3 separate regions of the Homo sapiens genome follow, and all the other regions are linked to region 3. Evidence: chromatin loops called from intact Hi-C (ENCODE). Cell type or tissue: CD4-positive, alpha-beta T cell. All regions are shown on one strand. Links, peaks and the distances in the headings refer to the core of each region. The heading gives the core; the rest is flanking DNA. Region 1 overlaps PLEKHA7 (pleckstrin homology domain containing A7). Region 2 overlaps PLEKHA7 (pleckstrin homology domain containing A7). Region 3 overlaps USH1C (USH1 protein network component harmonin).

Region 1 (5,894 bases), core at 15-2,514, 720 kb after region 3:
CTTCCCTGTGAGTGGCCTTGAGCTGTCGAGGACCTCCCTGCTCCTTCACATGGGGAGGGAGGGTCTCCCAGGGGGACAGTAACTGGCCATCCCTTCAGCCCTGGGGATGGCCTCTGGGGTGGCCTCAGCCCCTCCTGAGCTCCCTGTCACCCACTGTCCACCAAGGAGGGCATCCTGCCTTTCTCTCTGGCCTGTCAGGGTGGCAGGAGGGAGCTCAAGAAGCCTGCACCCTGGGTTCTGGCCTCACTGGACAGGCCTGAGCCTAAGTGTCTGCATCTGCAGAATGGGTGCTACTCAGAAAGCTCCTGAGGGTTGGGGGCATCGTGTTGCTTAGAGGAAATAGTTCTCTAAGGCCAAGAGGAGCCCAACTAGAGTGTGCATGTGTGTGAGAGAGAGACAACGGGAATGCAGCCAGCAGGGTGGCTGTCCTCTGCGTGCCCAGCCCAGCTGTTCTGTGTCTCTCTTGCCTGCCTCCTCTTCCTCAGAGACCTAAGAGTGCCTTGGAGCGCCTGTACTCAGGGGATCACCAGCGAGGCAAGATGAGTGCAGAGGAGCAGCTGGAGCGCATGAAGCGACACCAGAAGGCCCTGGTCCGAGAGCGCAAGAGGACACTGGGCCAAGGGGAGAGGACGGGCCTGCCCTCATCTCGCTACCTCAGCCGGCCGCTCCCTGGAGATCTTGGCTCAGTATGTTAGGAGGGGCCAGGCAGCGGGGCAGGGACAGGGAGCCGAGTGCCCCTCAGAGTCCCCCAAACACAAGCACATCACACCTCCCAGTGAGAGAGCTGTCCATTGACCTACATGGTTCAGAGAACACCCCACGGGGCTGTTTGTCCACGACCCAGGCTGGACGAATGCCTGGTCAGAGGGTGACCTGAACCAGAGCTGGAGTGAGGATCAAACAGGCCCAGGAGCCTGAGGAAATACCCAGTCAGTCCTCCCAGCCGCGATGGAGAGGGGCCTTTGCAGGCGTTCGGAATCTCGGCTGAATTCAGGACCTGGGAATACAGGGTTCAGAGAGGAGAGGAGGAAGATGGTGACATGATTTGGTTAGAAGCACAAGCAAACTGATCAGCCTCCCAGACCTGCCAGCAGATGCTGTGTGAGGGTGATGGAGCACGGGGTCACACCCCTGCCCCAAGGGCCACTGGTCTCCCTGGGCTTGCAGTGCAGAGGCCTCAGGGTGTCTGGGATTGCTGGGGAGGCCTGTGCTGCCCCCTGGTGGCGCTTCCTGGCGCTGCGCCCTGTCCACAGTCACCTTAGGTCCCTTTGGAAACATTCCATTTGACTTTTCCCTGTTGTTTGAAATCCCATGTTTCCCTAAACCTCTAGCCTGATTGTTCTTTCCCTAATTCATTGCACAAGCTCCTTTGCTTTTAGTGTTACCGCTCATTGCCTCTCTAATCCTGCCTGATTGTGTTTACAGAAGCTTCTGATTTGCATTGAACATGCTCTAACTGGCCTGTGCTACTTATTACCGGGCTTGTAATAGCGGTTCTTGTCTCCATAGCCTGTTGAGTGTTCCCAGATGTGACTCACCTTTCTGCTGCCCTCTTCATGCAGGCCTACTGACTCATAATTCACTTGTCCCAAAAGCCACCCCACAAGCCTGAGCCAACCTGCTGCCTGACGCCACAGTCATTGGCAGAGGTCTGGGCATTATTAATTTATAAAAATCCATGCTTTACACCTGGACAGTAGACAGGGACTTCAGAGATTGCACGTTTGAATACATTCTCCCAAGACTGAGGTTGTTCGGTTTTAATTCCTGTAGTCCAATCACACAATTTCTTATGGAAAACCTTTTGTGTTTCTGGTATTTAATAACTTGAAGGGATAGCAAAATATACTGTGTATTCAGAGGGCCTCTCTGCAGCTGCTAGCTCAGACACCAAAGGGGTAAGGCCCAGGACATTCATATCTTTAAAAGCTGCAAACCTGGTAACCTTTAAACTTTTAAAACAAATGTCATATGGGGTAACACTGACCTTTTATAATTTGATGTCTCAAATGTAGAGATTATCTAAAAATCGTAACTTGAATACCTTGTAATTTTTCTCTTAAAAAAGAAGACTTGTGTAAGTCTCTGCATCAACGCCAATAAACATGTTGCTTAATAATAATGGATTGGCGTGGTTCTTCCCCAGGATACCTTATAGAGTCTAGTGAACTTTTCCTGTTTGTGGAAACAATCAGGCTGGGTTTAAATGAGGACTTGTCTCTATTTGGAGCATTTGTGAGCGTGTAAGGAAATGAGTGTTTTCTTTGTGAATCATTAAATTGATTTTTTCATCTTTGGAACTTCAGTTGCCTAATCCTTTCCAACAATAGTTGGAAACCATCACCTAAGAGTGATTACATTGATTTGGAGTCATTGAGAGCTTGTGCATGAATGGGTGAAATGTGCGAATATGGCTCTGGGTTTGGGGTTCTGGAGGGACTTGAGGCATCAAAGACAATCAGGACCATTTGGGGCTTTGAGGTGGATGGATGGGAGAGAGAAGATGGCCTGGGATAGATAAGCATCTGCTTTGGTTTTGCTCAGGGGAAGAGAGGCTTTGAGCCTGCTCTGTTCTCAACAACCTGCTCAGCGGTCAAAGGCCTGTGAGGATGCAGGTCCTGGGTCAACAGGAAGTCACCACGGAGCTGGACAGTCATGGTTGGATCTTATCGGTTAGATTTTCCCTCTTGGGAAGCTTGTTACAAAGTTGATACTGTGAAACAGCCTTAGAAACATTCCATTTGATTTAGCATTTCAATTTTATATGATTTAGTTTTTTTTTCTAATTTAAAGAAAACATCTATCTCAAATAGATGGGTCTCATACAGCAGTTTTTCTGCCTCATTGGCTCCAAGCTGCTTTTGCTTGTACCTCCCCAGCCCTACTGTAAGTGCGAGATCCCCCACCTACGAATGTTATCTTGTTGAAAATTCCCAATAGAAAGATCCTTGGTTATTCTTCTTGCTTAGCAGGGCCTTGAAGGGCGTGTTTTTCCATTAATTCTGAGCCTGGGACGTATGTCTCCTGAACCAGCTGTAGAGAGTGGAAGGGACAAATCCCTTCTCTAGAACTCTGTCCCAAGTTGTTTGGAGGTCACCCTCTCTGGGAGCCTTCTATTTCCCTGGGGACCACTGTGAGCCTGAAGTCATGAGTCTTAGACCTGTGCCCCAAGGGTGTATGTTTGAAACCTCTGGGAACCCAGATCAGAGAGCACTTAGCAGTCTGGAACAGCCCATATGAAGGGGACAGCAGCTTCATTCTCTATTGCACATACAGCTTTTCCCTAAGGGGATCACAGGTTCATCTTCCAAAGGACCCCATGGAAAAAGGTGACCAGCCGGGCTCTTTCAGCAATCAGGAAGCGACTACGTTTAACCTCTTGTTCTGTTGCCAGTGGAAGCGTGAGCAGGACTTTGACCTGCAGTTGCTGGAACGGGTCGTGCAAGGGGAAAAAAAGGACAAGGAGGAGAATGGCTGGTTGAAAGTGCAGGCCATGCCTGTCACTGAGTTGGACCTGGAGCCTCAAGACTATGACTTGGACATCAGCAGAGAGGTGAGGGCAGGCACTTCCTTCATGTCCTCCAGGAGACATGGCCTTCAAGTTCCCAGCCTGATCCACCTTCCCACTGTGGGGTATCATCCTGAACAGGGACATGGCTCAGCTTCAGTGTGGCCTAGGAGGATGGATGGATAGCAGCTTAAGGCAATGAAAGGAGGCCAGATGTTTCGATGAAGGTTCAAAACTCTCTGTAATTTAGGGCAAATTGCAATTTTAGCTTCTCTGTGCTTCAGTTTCCTCAACAGTGAAGTGGGTTGTGAAGAGGATTAAGTAACTGCACATGTTCTTGGGAGGTTTAGCGATCAAAGCCACATAGTAGGCACGTGAGCAGCAGTTGTTATTGTTAGGAAATGTTCCCTGCAACACCAGGGGTTGGCTTTTCAACTGGCTGGTGAGGCCAACTTGGGCAGTCTGACTAGGGGAAAATGGGGGGCAGGTTTGAAAATCACAGGCGAAATTTCCAGCCATGGTAGAAGCTAGGAGACAGTGCAGAGTTCTGGTCTGAATTCTTCTGGTGCCCTCTGGTGGCTCACATGCATCATGACAGGGCAGGCCCAGGAGAGCAAGTAACTCCTGGATCTCTACCCATCAGGAAATGTCTCTACCCAAGGGGAGAGAAAGGGAACTCGGGATGACACACTCAGTGTCTTCAAGACGTAGATTGTCTCCTGTGGCCTATGTCGATGCTATTCCTAAGCTCTTCAGGGCAGCGTCTATGGCTGCTTGGTTCACCTTTGTATCCCTAGTCCCTGGCACAGGGCCTGGCACACAGTGGGTACGTGGTACATCTTTGCTGCATCTTTGACTGTGTTGAATGAATCACACAGTGACCCATAAATGTACCAAAAGCATTTGTACAAGGACTTGGCCTGCCTGGAAACTGCACAAGAGGAAATGTTCTCACCACATGAAGGATGGATCGAGGCGAGACCTCAATAAAACTTTCCCCCAGGTCTGTGTGATAGGAGAGTGAGAACTGAGGAGGACCTGTGTCTTCCAGAGCCTTCCTGCTGTCTTAAGAGGTGGTGCCAGGCCCATTCACAAGCTGATTTGCCAATGGTATCTACCTGACTCAGTATGTTAGGGGTTCCTCTGGTCTTTGGGAACAAAGGAACAGTGTGTGGATAAGATAGATGCCTGTACAGTTGTTGAGTTTTGGGGTCTGCTGGGGCTCTAGGAGTTAACAAGGCTGGTCCCCTGCCCCAAGACCTTGTTCCTTTGCCATCTGAAACAGCCAAAGGTCTGTGCGTTCTCAGATTCACAAAAGAAGCCCCAACATGCTGCCTTGGCAGGGGAAGTGTGTTCTGTAGTGTCCTGATTGCCTGCCAGCCCAGGGAAAAAGTTCTTCCTTATCTCTAACCTAAATTCCTCCTGCTACAATGTAATCTGCTTCCTTCCTCTAAATCTGTCCTCATTGGAGTAACAGAGAAGAGCTTATTTCTTGCCATCTCCAACAGAGTGAAAGGGCTGCGTGTGGGTTTAAATCCATGACCTGATTTGCCCTGGGATTGGATTAAGCTTGTTTTTAGGAGCTTCAACCCACCCCATTTTAGTGTGCTTTTGTAATTCAGGGAGGAAAAAGTTCCTGGAGCATGCAGAAGCTTCCTTTCGTGTTCTTAGTCCAAGCAAGGTTTCACCAAGCCGAGTTTGCCACTAGGTCCACGGGAGATGCTGGTGAGGTGAAATTTGGGGCCATTTTCCTCTGGCCAGCAGTAGATTCAGCATAGCTGCCTCCTGTCTAGATCAGAAGAGCTTTTTTAGGGACAGAAAGCACCATCACATCCTTTCATTCACCCACCTGTCAATCATCCATTTATCCATTATCCATCCATTCAGGGAGAATTAGTTGGAGGGCTACTAAGTACTAAGTCCCTGCATTAGACAGAGGGAGACAATGGTGAATGGAAAGTGAGGGGGTGGAGGGGATCAGAGAAGGATCCTCAAAGTGAGGTTGAAAAGATGAGAGTCAAGGGAACAAAAGGAAGAGCTTCCCAGACAGAACAGAGGCCCCACTGTGGGCGGGGAACTGGAGGGACTGGTTGATCAGTGGCTGGAGAGGTCATCAGGGGTCAGATCACTTAGGGCCTTGACGGTGGCATTAAGGATGATCATTTTTTATCCTGAGAGCTTGTAGTCTAGTTATTTCGCCCTTCCCTTCCCCCAGCCTGTAGGAGGTTGGCTGGTGGAGTGGAAGGAACATGAGCTTTGGAGTCGGACTCAGGTTCAAACCTGGATTCCACAACTGACTAATTTTGTGATCTTAGCAAGTTACTTAGTCTCTGTGGACTCTGCTTGCTTCCCATGGTGGGAGGGGACAGAGGTGGGGAAAGCGAGT
Region 2 (5,894 bases), core at 2,002-4,501, 680 kb after region 3:
ATCAGGATTTCCATTTTGGACATGTAAGTAGGGAGTTGGAGTTCTGGACATGGGTGGAGTTGGAGTTAGCATTCAGATTTGGCTTGGTTAATAGGTAGATATGGTGCTGTGCAGCAGATACAAGCATAGGTAAGAGACATGAGCTTGGCGAGGAAAGTGGTACTTTGGGAATATCCAGGTAGAGATGATCAGGAGGCTATAGGGAATGTGGGTACAGTCTGTAGAGGAATTCTAGAGTCATTGCCTTAGAGATGGTAACTAATACCCTGGCAGTAGTTGAGATTACCCAGGGTGGAATGCTTACAGCCATGTTCCTTAATCCTGTCTGCATGATTTGATCATTTGAGGCCCAACGCCAGAGATTTTGATGTAGTTGATCTGGGGTGAGGTCAAGGTATCAGTATGTTTTAAAAGCTCCTTAGGTTGACCAGGTATGGGGGTTGATACCTATAATCCCAGCACTTTGGGAGGCCGAGGTGGTAGGATCGCTTGAGTCCAGAAGTTTGAAACCAACCTGGGCAACATAGCAAGACACCATCTCTACCAAAAAAATTTTTTTGTTTTTTAAATTATCTGGATGTGGTGGCATGCACCTGTGGTCCCAGCTACTTGGGAGGCTAAGGCGGGATAATCACTTGAGCCCATGAGTTCAAGGCTGCAATGAGTTATGATTGTACCACTGCACTCCAGCCTGGATGATAGAGCAAAAACCTGTCTCCAAAAAATAAATAAATAAATAAATAAATAATACATACATACAACTCCCTAGGTGATTCCAGTGCATGTCCACAGTCAAGAAACTGTTGCTAGGCTGCACATTGGAATCACCTGGAGAGTTTTAACATTTGGTGAGGCCTTGGTCCCCTGCGCAGAAATCTGACTCCATTGGTCTGGGTTGCAGCCTGGACATAAGGGTTTTAGGAAGCACATTTTCCCCTATCCCTCTTCCCCCAGTGATCTAATGTGCAGCCAGGACTAAGAATCCTCAACTGAGAGAGCACAGTTGCAGAGGGCCAACAACAGAACACTGAGGACCCCTAGCCTAAGGGTCAGGCAAAAGCTAAGTCACCTGAAGGAGATGAAGAGAAGATGGGGGAGGAAAACTGGAGGTTTTGTTGGGGAGAGTTTCAACTGGAAGGAGTCCAGTCAGCAGTGCACGGTGCTGCAGGTAAGGACTTCCACCTGGGCGTGGTGCCTTCTTTCCTTTTTTTTTTTTTTTTTTTTTTTTCCCCTACCAAAAGCAGACACTTGAGATGTGGTACCTTTCAAGGAGGCTGGGCACCCCTGAAGGAAAGTCCAGAACCTCACGGGTCTTTTGCTCAGTAACAGAAACCCTTTTTCCACTGAGCTGCTTGATGGGCTTAGATGGGCAAACCTGAATTACCATGCTTAACAGAGCTACAGGGTCAAAGTTAGCTCAGGACGCAGAGTAAAAGGAGGGGTTGAAATCAGTAAGACGGCATGGCCAGTGAGAAACTCTTTGTGGCAGGGGCACAGAAAAAACTTTCAAAAGCTGGGTGACTGATATGCAGTGATAAGTTGTCAGTTATGAAATGTCTCCGCATAACTGCTCCAGCAGCCTGTAAACCATGTTATTCTGCTACACACAACGGCCTGAATTTGAGAGTTGGGAGTGGGGTGTGCACCAGAGACCTAAAGGATGAGAAGTTAACAGGGAAATGAGAGGTGGGTGGGGAGGGCATAGGACTTTCCCTGGGATGCAAGATGGGGATTTGAGCCATTCTTATCTAAGGGGAAGGGAGACATCAGGTCTGTAGAGGAGAACAGCTCATTGGCTTTAGAGGTCACTGAGCACACAGTGAGAGGAATTTCATTCCAGTAGGGCAAGCAGATCTCAATGGGCTAGAAAGTGAATAAAAGTGAAGAATTGAAGGCAGAAGACAGAACAGAAAATGCTGTCAATCTTTAAGTGAGCAAAGTGTCTCAGTCTCTGATTATCCTCTTGTATTTTAAAAGGTCTGCCTCTTATAGTCCCAGATTTTTTTTTTCTTAAAGATATATTTGTAGTCTCTTACAGTTAGTCATAAATAGATCTAGGTGCTGAATAAAGGAACTCCTCCATTTTCCATTTGAAAATATATGAGATAGATATCTCTGCTTTGCATATCATCAAGACTGCTAATCTCATTAGACTGAGCACATTAAGACATTGGGAGGAAGGTTATTTGAACTGCAATATGATCCTGTATTTTTGGCTTTAAACCAACAGGGAAGTATTTCTAATTGGAGATACAAATTTCACATTAAACTTTTTTAGGATATGGTTTGTGGGAGACAGACTGACACACTCTTAGAATCTCACTGTATTTTAAGAGCTTGTTTTGAAATTTTAGGCTTTCATTTTCCCACCCTGACCTCCCAGTGTTTAAAGTAATGCATACTTGTAAAATAGAAATGTTGGGGTGAGGGATAGAGTTAGGATCAGGAGACTCAAACACTACAATAAGGAACAGAGTAGAAAATGGAAGTCCTGTGTGATTGATCTGGAAGTTAGGGTGAGGAACATCTGCTGAGTAAAGTATAATAATTTGTTGCAAAAAATGATATTGCATCTCCACATGACCATTTCTGTAATGGCTGTATCAGAATATCCTGTTTAGTGCCTGTTCAGTGACAGGGAGTCCCTGTGGCCACAGAGCATGGTATAAGGAGACCTTGAGCCCAGTTTTTGGGTAAGACCGGAGGTTAGGGGGCCAGCAAATGGATCTGCTGTTAGGGGCAAAGCTGCTCTGGAAGCACCCACTTGCTCGCATGGGGTCTATACCTCAACCACAGTACCACCTCCTCCTGTGTCCCTCCTCCATAGTTACCTTGTTTTGACCCCTAGAGCCAGGGCTCACCATTGCACTGGTACCTTGGGGTCATTCCAGAATGGCAGACTATGTGTAAATGGAGGGTACAGGTTAGAGGATGAGCTTAGGGATTTGAGGTGCAGCTAGTGGGGCAGTGGGGAGGTGAGGGTGGACTCTGACCTTCCAGGCACTGTAGGCAGGCAAGGGGAGTGAGCTGCAGAGCCAGGCAGGAAGGGCGTATGGGTGGGAGCACAGCTCTGAAATGCTTTGCATAGTTTGCATTTTGCTTCTGGCAGAATGAACAATGGTTAGTCAAGTCCTGAACTCCCCAGGGGAAGCCTCCAGCCTGGTTTCTGCCACCGCTACCACCTCTGTTTTGAGGATTCAGGCACTGCCCCGTCTCAGAGGCACATTTGTGTCTAACTTTGGGAGATCGATAGCAAACCCTGCCACCTAGTGGCAGGCCGACTCACTTGGCAGGCACGACAAGTAGGTTGAAGAGATCTTAAAATTATCTACTGTAATGGCAAAGATAGCTTTATTTGAATGACAACTATTTCAAATCCTCACAGCAATTTTCTAAGTGGTTCTTACTATCCCCATTTTGTAATAAGGAAGGTGAGACTTAGAGGGCCTGGATGATACTTGCCTGAGGTCATATAGCTAAAGTGATTAAATGAGTTGAGTTTTAAAACAATTAGAACAGTTTCTCAAACCTTACAGAGCACTAGAATCTCCTGGAGGGCTTGTTAAGACACTGATGCCTGGGCACCATCCCCAGAGTTTCTGATTAGGTAGGTCTGAGGTGGGGCTGATAACCAGCATTTTAAAAATATATCTTATTTTTAATTGACAATAATTATATGTATGGGGTAGATGTGATGTTTTAATATATGTATACATTATGAAATGATTACATCAAACCAATTGACATTCATCACCTTACCTGCTTATCCTTTTTGGTGGTAAGAACATTTAATATCTACTTTTAGTAATTTTGAAATATACATTATTATTAACCATTGTCACCATGCTGTGCAGTAGGTCACCAGAACTTATTCCTCCTAACTGAAACTTTGCATCCTTTGACCAACAGCTCTTCTTCCATCTCTCCTCTCCCTCCCAAAACCTCTGGTAACTACCTCTCTACTCTGTTCTTCTATGAGTTTGACCTTTTTAGATCCCACATATAAGTGAGGTCATACACGGTATTTGTCTTTCCATGCCTGGCTTATTTCATTAATGTGCATTTCTAACAAGTCCCCAGGTGGTGCTGATGCTGGTGGCACACAGGCCACACTTTGAGTAGTGTTGGCTTGGAACAATGTCTGGCACAATATCAGCACCAAATAAATGTTAGATAAAATTGATAGGTGAAGGCAGAGTCAGAATTGACCTCAAGCCTGTCTGACTCTAAAACTTGTTCTCTTTTTACAACATCATGCTGCCTCTCAGGCTTAGTAAAATTCCATACTTTGTCCCTTGCTTAATTTTTTTTCCTTCTCAGAAAATAAGTTGGAGGCTGGGTGCGGTGGCTCATGCCTGTAATCCCAGCACTTTGGTAGGCTGAGGGGGGCAGATCACTTGAGGCCAGGAGTTCAAGACCAGCCTGGCCAACATGGTGAAACCCCGTCTCTACTAAAAATACAAAAATTAGCCAGGCGTGGTGGTGCACACCTATAGTCCCAGCTACTCAGGAGGCTGAGGCAGGAGAATCCCTTGAACTCGGGAGGCGGAGGTTGCAGTGAGCCAAGATTGCACCGCTGCACTCCAGCCTGGGCAAAACAGCGAGACTCCAGAAGAAAATAAGATGGCGGCCAGGCATGGTGGCTCACTCCTGTAATCCCAACACTTTGGGAGGCCGAGGCGGTCAGATCACAAGGTCAGGAGATCGAGACCATCCTGGCTAACACAGTGAAACCCTGTCTCTACTAAAAATACAAAAAATTAGCCGGGTGTGGTGGCACACGCCTGTAGTCCCAGCTACTCAGGAGGCTGAGGCAGGAGAATCACTTGAACCCAGGAGGCGAAGGTTGCAGTGAGCAGAGATTGCACCACTGCACTCCAGCCTGGGCAAAAGAGCAAGACTCTGTCTCAAAAAAGAAAAAAAAGAGAGAAAAAAAAAAGAAAGAAAATAAGATGGCTAGTTGGTGTTAGTTTTTGAAGTCATATCCAGTTTTGTGTGCTGGAGTGTTTATTGAAGGGCTAATTACGCACAGGACTTTCTTAGACTGTGGACAATACCACGGTGTGAAACACAGTTCCTGTCTTTCAAGAATTTTTCACCTTGGCCTGGGAAAACATGTCTTGGAAGTATGAAAAGATCACATCAATATAGGACCTTGGAAAAGTTACAGGCAGTGTGATGACGAGGTCAAACAGAGTTGGATCACTGAGGGCTGTGGCACTACAGAAGGTCCACGTGGGGGAAGGCATGAGCCAGCATCCTAGAGAATGAGTAAGACTTGGGTAAATAGAGCAAGGGGAGACCATCCAGGCAGGGGGAGGGAAGAACAGTGTTATAAGAGTAAGAAGGGCAGGAAGGGTACACACGTTAGTGAAGGACCTTCTGTGTATCAGATGTGGGGGTTGCATTTCCTAACCTGTCTCATTGATTCCTCAGAAGAGCCTTATGAGGCAGGTAATACTATCCTCCTGTTACAAGTAAGGAAACGGAAGGTCAGAGCAGTCAGGTGAGCTGCCTAGGGTCACAAAGCCAGCAAGTGTCAAGCTTGGCTTCAAACCCAGGTTAGACTCCTTTTTCCTTTTTCCGTTGCAAGATGTTGCTAAGGTGTGGAGGAGGCTGGGACGGGACTAGGGTGAGGCTGTCAGGCACCAGCAGGTGTAGGGGTGACCCTGAGATGGAGTACTTCCTTCAGTTTTGGGCCCTAGGCATTTGGCGTGGCCCGTAGGAAGAGCAGTGAGAAAACAGCAGGCCTGCAAGGTGGGTGTTGAGGTCAGCTGCTAGCGAGCTGTGAGTACCAGGCTGAGGAGTTTAGACTTTATTTCAGAAGGGACAAGGAGCCATGGAAGTTTTTGCAGCAAGGAACTGATATGATCAGAGCACTTGACTGTGGACAA
Region 3 (5,894 bases), core at 2,597-5,096:
GTAAATGAAGTGATAACACTGTACCATCAAATGCAGTATTAGGACATTCCAGTGCCATTTTCTACAGTACTGGCCAACTGCACTGGCTTGAAGTGTAATACCCAGAAATTTCTGGCCAATTTCCAGCTATAGAAAAAATGAAGATGAGAGAGTTCCTAGAAATAATTTACTATTAAAAGAATAGGAATGTTTTTCTTGGATGTTAGGAAGATGAACAGTGTCTTTCTGAAAAAGACATATTTCTTATTAATTATTCGTAATCCAAAGACTATTTTGAAACATGCAATCTCTGAGGAAGACAGGGAGCTTGGATCCCATGAAGGGAAAAACAAAATATTATTCCACTCCCGTAGCCATGAGGCCAGGCTTGAGTCAGTGCAAAGGCATCTCATGTCAGCTGAGGGTAGCAGGGGTTGCTGAGGGAGGGCATAGTCAATAGCACCTGACCAGTGGTTTTTATTAACCTTCCCTGCATGGATTTGAGTTCCTGCGTGGAGAGCAGGACAAGCATCTCAGAGCACTCAGGAGAGCTTACAAGGAAGGTGGGAGTGAAGAAAGTGCCAGATGCCAGCAAGGCTGAAGCTTCCAGCGGGAGACTCTCAGAGGGACCCTTTCTGGACCTCTGGTTGGGGTCGTGAGCCCTGCAGCTTTGACAGGAAGAAATCTGCCTGTTCTCGGGACATCTTTCCCCAGAGCCCAGCCAGGAGCTGGTTTCTAGAGCTGAGTTAGCCTTGCACAACATTTTTCTCTGTAAGTGGCCTCCATCAAGATGAGCAGTAGCTTTTCCTCAACAAATTTGATTCCACTTTGATTGAGTACCTGCCTGGGGCCTCTCTCTGTGAAGGGGAGAGGGGAGCAGTGCTGAAGAGGATGCAGAGGAGATTGACATGCCTGTGCTTTCCAGGACTTTGCCATCTGAAGGATGAGCTGCTGCCCAGGCAGGCTTCTGCTATAAAATATGCATAAGCCATGCGCTATGGGAGGGATTCATTCTAACTGAAGATTGAAGACACCTCTGTAGAGTAGAGGGCTTACGAGCTGAGCCTTGAGGGATGGCAACACATGGAGGATGGGAGCAAGGGCATTGCAAGTGCAGGGAACATAAAGATGGCAAGTTGGAGTAGCAGGGAGTTGGCCTGCCTGGGTTTGAATCCTGGCTGTGCCACTTACTAGCTAGGTAACTGAACACATGCTACTTCATCTATCTGAGCCTGGGCATCCCTGTCCAAAAATAGGAATGCTAATGGCAGCTACCTATTCGAATCAAATAAGTTAATACATGGACACATTCTAAGTTAAGAATGGCAAGAGTGGCAGGCACATCGTGGATGTTCAGTAGACATTAACTATGGTTATTGATAGTCCAGAGTAAAAGAAAATTTGGGTGAAGCTGCAAACCTGGGATCTTAGCAATCTCAGTGTCAGCAAAACTTTGAGTCAGGATCAAGATTCAAGACAGAGTCCAGACTTCTCAGATTCTTCAAGGCATCACCAAGTTCCCACTGTTAGTTCCTGATCAGAGCCCAGGGAAGGTTAAAAGCCCCCCAACACAAGGAGCCTCTGAAGAACTGGACTATAAATGTCACAAGCGACATCAAAGCCAGGGTTGTCCCAGCCTCAAAAGCCAGGGGGCTGTTGCTTGGTTGGCTTCATTTGGCCCACCTCTCACCCTTGTACCACCCACCCTCCTCCTCCCTGCATGCCCCTGGCAAGCTGTCATCAGTGCTGCAGCAGGAAGTGTGAGTGACCACACGCCCACACAGTCAGCCCAGCCACCAGCAGGCCCCAAGTCATGGAAACAAACACCTGTGTTGGCTTGACACTTGTGCCTGCCACACCAGCACCGGCCATAGGGGGGTTTTCAGGGCCAGATCTATCCACAGGCACTGTCCCATGTTCTCACCATACTATTTAGTCATTCATTTATTCATTCAACACATGCTTATTGAGCACCTACTATATGCCAAGGCACTATGCAGGGCACTGGGAATCCCTGCTGGATAGACAGCTGCAGTCTCCCTTCTCAAGACAGTCTGGTGGGGAACAAAGAAAAGTAGGCACCCGCCACACCATCAGCGTGGAGACGGAGGAAGCACAGGTGCTATAATAAGGAAGAGGGCTGGAGTAGAGGAAAAGCTCAAGGGAGGCTTCCAGAAGGCAGTGACGCCCAACTTAAGACCTAGGAGGCAAAGCGGAAGAAGGAAGAGCACGTGCAAAGGCCTCAAGGCAAGAAAGCCTGGCATTTTTTGAGGCTAAAGCTAGGCAGTGTGAGGAGCGTGGCGAGGAGTGAGAGATAAGGCTGAAAAGGAAGCTAGAGAAGCTCATGAAAGGCCTTGGGAGTCAAGCCAATGAGCTCAGTAGTCAATGCGGACACTGGGGAGGGTTTGGGGGCAGGGCTGTGAACTGATTTGATACATCTTGCCCAAAAAGATCAAGTGGGTTAGAGCCAAGCAGACAGGTTGCGTCAGCTCCCCTGGATGCCTCTCTTACTGGTCTTCACCCCATGGCCCCTAGAGACTATGTGCCTACCAACTAGGAACAGCAGATGCTTCACACTGTGGTCCAGGGACTGGAACTGTGGCCAAAGAGACAGCCCTTAAAGACAAGGGACACTGGATAGCACCCATGGCCACTGAGAGAAGGGTCTGAAAGTGTGTCTCCTGGGTGACACTGGCTGCTGGCACCCCCAAGCCAGGCTCTAGCTCAAGCGTCCAATTTCTTAGAGCCGCTCAGTAGTTTCTGTGATCTCAGCCCACACTGTGGCCAATGGGCTTCTCATCTCTCTGCTGAGGATCACAACCCCAGGACCTCGAGCAGTTGAATGACCAGGCTGGCTTCACATATGCATGGGTGTAGATTTGCATGTGTGTAGAAGTAGCATGGCTGGCCTTGGCCACCCCACCATGACCTCACCTGGGTCCCTGTTAAACTAACTCCTTAGACATTTTGCCCAAGCCCACAGCCTCCACGAGGCCCTGGCGTGTCCACCATCTCCAAACCTGTCATGGTCCACCAGGAGCCCAATTTCATCTACAGGCCAGCTGTGAAATCTGAAGTTCTGGTAAGCCCCTTGGGTCCCCTCCAGGTTGTCTCTAGAGGAGCAGACCAGGGCTACCTCCCCTGGGCTCTGCTGTCTCTGGAGGGCAAGTGAGGTGGGACAAAAATGCAGATCACAGATGCCATCTCTTAACCTTCTTATTGGCCAAGAGATGAGGCCACATGGGTGTAAGTGGATGTTGACATGACCAGTGGAATTTCTGTTCCCCACTTGACTGAACAGCCTGGAGCTCTGTCTAAAAGTAATAATGATCGCTACGACCTGTGAAGAGCCTACTATATACCAGGCTCTGCATGGCCTCAATTAATCTTCACAGCAGGACTGTGAGATGGTTCCTGTGGTCATCCTGTTTAACACTCGAGGAAAGGGAGGTTTAGAGAGGTTACCAGAGGGGCACCAGGTTCCCCAGGCAGAGCCTGGACTTAATACTTACCCTCATGCCTTTCATACTCCAAAGCCCACGCTGTTACCCTCGTTGCCATCTTGCCAAAACCTACAGAGATTCCAGGTGCCCTGGCCCCTGCCCTAAGGCCTGTTGTGGCCTGGCATGAAACACCCTCAGATGGGAAACTGGCCAGAGCAGGTTCACTCCCTTTCTCCAACTTACTTCTCACCTCTCACTGTGACTGGAAGTCTGAGGTGTGGTCCTGGGGAAGTGAGAAATGTCCGCCAGTCTCAGTTACTGACGGCTAAGGGAGCTGGGATTCGTGTGCACCTCCCAGAGGTGCCGACCACTGGCTGGCCTCCCATGCACAGTGAGAAGACAGTCATGTCAGAATTTTAACTTCCCTTTCAAGGAAACTCTATCCAAATGTCAGGGCAGGACAGCTGAGATATTTATTTTGGGCCTTAACTGTCCCGTCAGCTCCCCAGAGAGCAAAGTTTTTGCTCCTGGGACAGCCTGCGGATGCATCCATGTCATGTTCTCTGGCTAATATCAAGGGGTGGTGTCTGCTTGACAACAACTGGGTAGCATCTTTGGGCATTGAGCAGGCCTTTAACGTAAGCCAGACTGCTCGGGGAGGGACATTGGCACGGCAGCCCCAGACTGGCAGGCCCGAAGCCTGGCACCAGGGGGCAGCCAAGACCTATTGGTAACATCCAATGTGGAACTTTTTTTTTTTTCCTCTGGCAGCCACAGGAGATGTTGAAGAGGATGGTGGTTTATCAGACAGCATTCAGACAAGTAAACTGATACCCATTGTGTGTCTGGAGGTCTCCCCACCACCCCCGTCCCTCCCACTCTGTGCCACTTCTTTCTCTCTGGGAGTACCTGGTCAGGTCCATGGTGGCCCCATCTGCCACCAAGCCTCAGGCCAGAGCTGTGTCCTCCATTGCCTGCGCAGGGGTGGGGGAGGATATCATATCAGATGGGGACCCAGGGCTTATTAGACCCCATGCATGAGCTGAGAAACAGCAGTATCCCTGGGAACTCACCTCTTCTGCTGCTGTTTGTCCAGAGAGGAGCAGGGCAGAAGGAACCCTCAGAGGCCCACAGAGGCCAAGATGGGCCCTCGCTCCAGCCCTAGGAGAGAGGGAAGGGGCTGCTTAGGTGTCTCCCTGTACCTTCCCCTCTTCTTCTCCGGGCAGATCACAGCTTCACCAACCCTGCCTGACACTGAACCAGCGTCAGGGAGGAGGTGGTGGCTGAGGTCCTCCCTGTGCCTAGGGCACTCCTGTGCACAGGGACGTGGAAGTCCTTGCTGGTCCTCTGAGTGGCATCAGGCAGGCAGCCACCTACCTCCCTGCCTCCTGGGGTACCTCCATGGAGCCAACCATTGGATTGGCTGTTTCATCACCAATGAAAGAAACCCCAGGACAGAGAGAGATCTTGCAGCCAGCCCAGGCTTCTCCAGCCTCCTCACTGATAACCCACCAACAGACCACAAGCTGATTTGACTACAGGCAGGGAGCAGAGGGGCAGTATCAACTGTGCAGTGAGACATAGGTGTTGGCAAAAGAGGCTGCTCCCAGCCCAAGGATTTGTCAATTTAATCTTTCCAGCAACCCTGGGTGGTAAGTGCTATTATCATACCCATTTTATCTATGAGAAACTGAGGCAGAGAGATTTGAAAATGTGCCCACGATGGCACAGCTAATGTCAATCCCTGGATTTGAATCCAGGAGGTCGGTCTCTGCAGCCTGTGCTCTTAAACACTGCACCATCCTGCCTTAAAGCACTGTCGTCACACAAGAGGCCTTCCAGGACCTGGCGGTTTAGGGCACAAACAGCCCTCACAGGGAGAGAAGCAGGGAAGTGCAGAGTCTAGGCTCCAGAGGTGGAGTCAAACCCTTGCTCCCCTGCCCACTGACTGGGTGACCTTGGGCGTGAATATCACCTCTCTGGGCCTCAGTTTCTTCCTCTGTTGAATGAGGGGTTGGGCTGCCTCTTTAAGGGCCAACCAGCTGCAGTGGCTTATGAGTCTCTGATCTAAATTCACACAAAACACAAGTACCTGCCATCTGGCCCATCCCTGAGAGCTGGTTCTCAGGATCATGGAGCAAGGAGGCCAGAGCCAGCACTGCCCAGCCTTCCAGGAGAAACAGCCGGAGTAGGCAGGGCCCTCAAAGTCAAAGAGCATCGACTCCACATCCTGCCCAATGATCCTTCTTGCCTGTGCATTCACTGCACCCCCTCCTCTGTCTGCTGCCCACACACTGACCTGGATGTAGCTCCCAAGCTGAGCCGAGCTCATGGCCTCTTGGGGTTGAGCCTGGGTGATTGAGGCAAGTGAGGAGGGATGCCAGGCAGATGCTTGGGGATCTGTCTGCTGATATTTGGTGCTCATCTTGTGCCCGGAACCTAGTTGGTGCATTCTGAGGATAGGGGAATCTG

What was found. Hi-C counts contacts between places; a loop is a spot of excess contacts. Peaks named below come from ENCODE experiments on the same cell type or tissue, not always from the same donor. Only the 100,000 strongest peaks of a DNase experiment are listed, where the experiment ranks them.
Region 1: a loop joins it to region 3, with 6 times the contacts of the local background. A loop is called at or near these places in 9 of 110 quality-filtered maps.
Region 2: a loop joins it to region 3, with 10 times the contacts of the local background. A loop is called at or near these places in 5 of 110 quality-filtered maps.

The regions. Positions count from the first base shown.
Region 1 is chr11:16,783,888-16,789,781 of GRCh38, reverse strand. PLEKHA7 (pleckstrin homology domain containing A7) reads left to right here. Exons shown (of 27, transcript NM_001329630.2): 22 at 1-7; 23 at 486-686; 24 at 3,395-3,553. Among named protein-coding and RNA genes, the nearest start is that of C11orf58, 48 kb to the right of the region's middle. In CD4-positive, alpha-beta T cell, for the core only: CTCF peaks have their summits at 1,026 and 1,226 (motif pointing left); a DNase peak (open chromatin) is centred at 1,201.
Region 2 is chr11:16,817,837-16,823,730 of GRCh38, reverse strand. All of the region lies in intron 10 of PLEKHA7 (pleckstrin homology domain containing A7), which reads left to right. Among named protein-coding and RNA genes, the nearest start is that of C11orf58, 82 kb to the right of the region's middle. In CD4-positive, alpha-beta T cell, for the core only: CTCF peaks have their summits at 3,122 and 3,326; a DNase peak (open chromatin) is centred at 3,250.
Region 3 is chr11:17,502,997-17,508,890 of GRCh38, reverse strand. It overlaps USH1C (USH1 protein network component harmonin), which reads left to right. Exons shown (of 27, transcript NM_153676.4): 19 at 2,942-3,061; 20 at 4,194-4,244. Among named protein-coding and RNA genes, the nearest start is that of ABCC8, 29 kb to the right of the region's middle. In CD4-positive, alpha-beta T cell, for the core only: CTCF peaks have their summits at 3,943 and 4,144 (motif pointing right); a DNase peak (open chromatin) is centred at 4,130.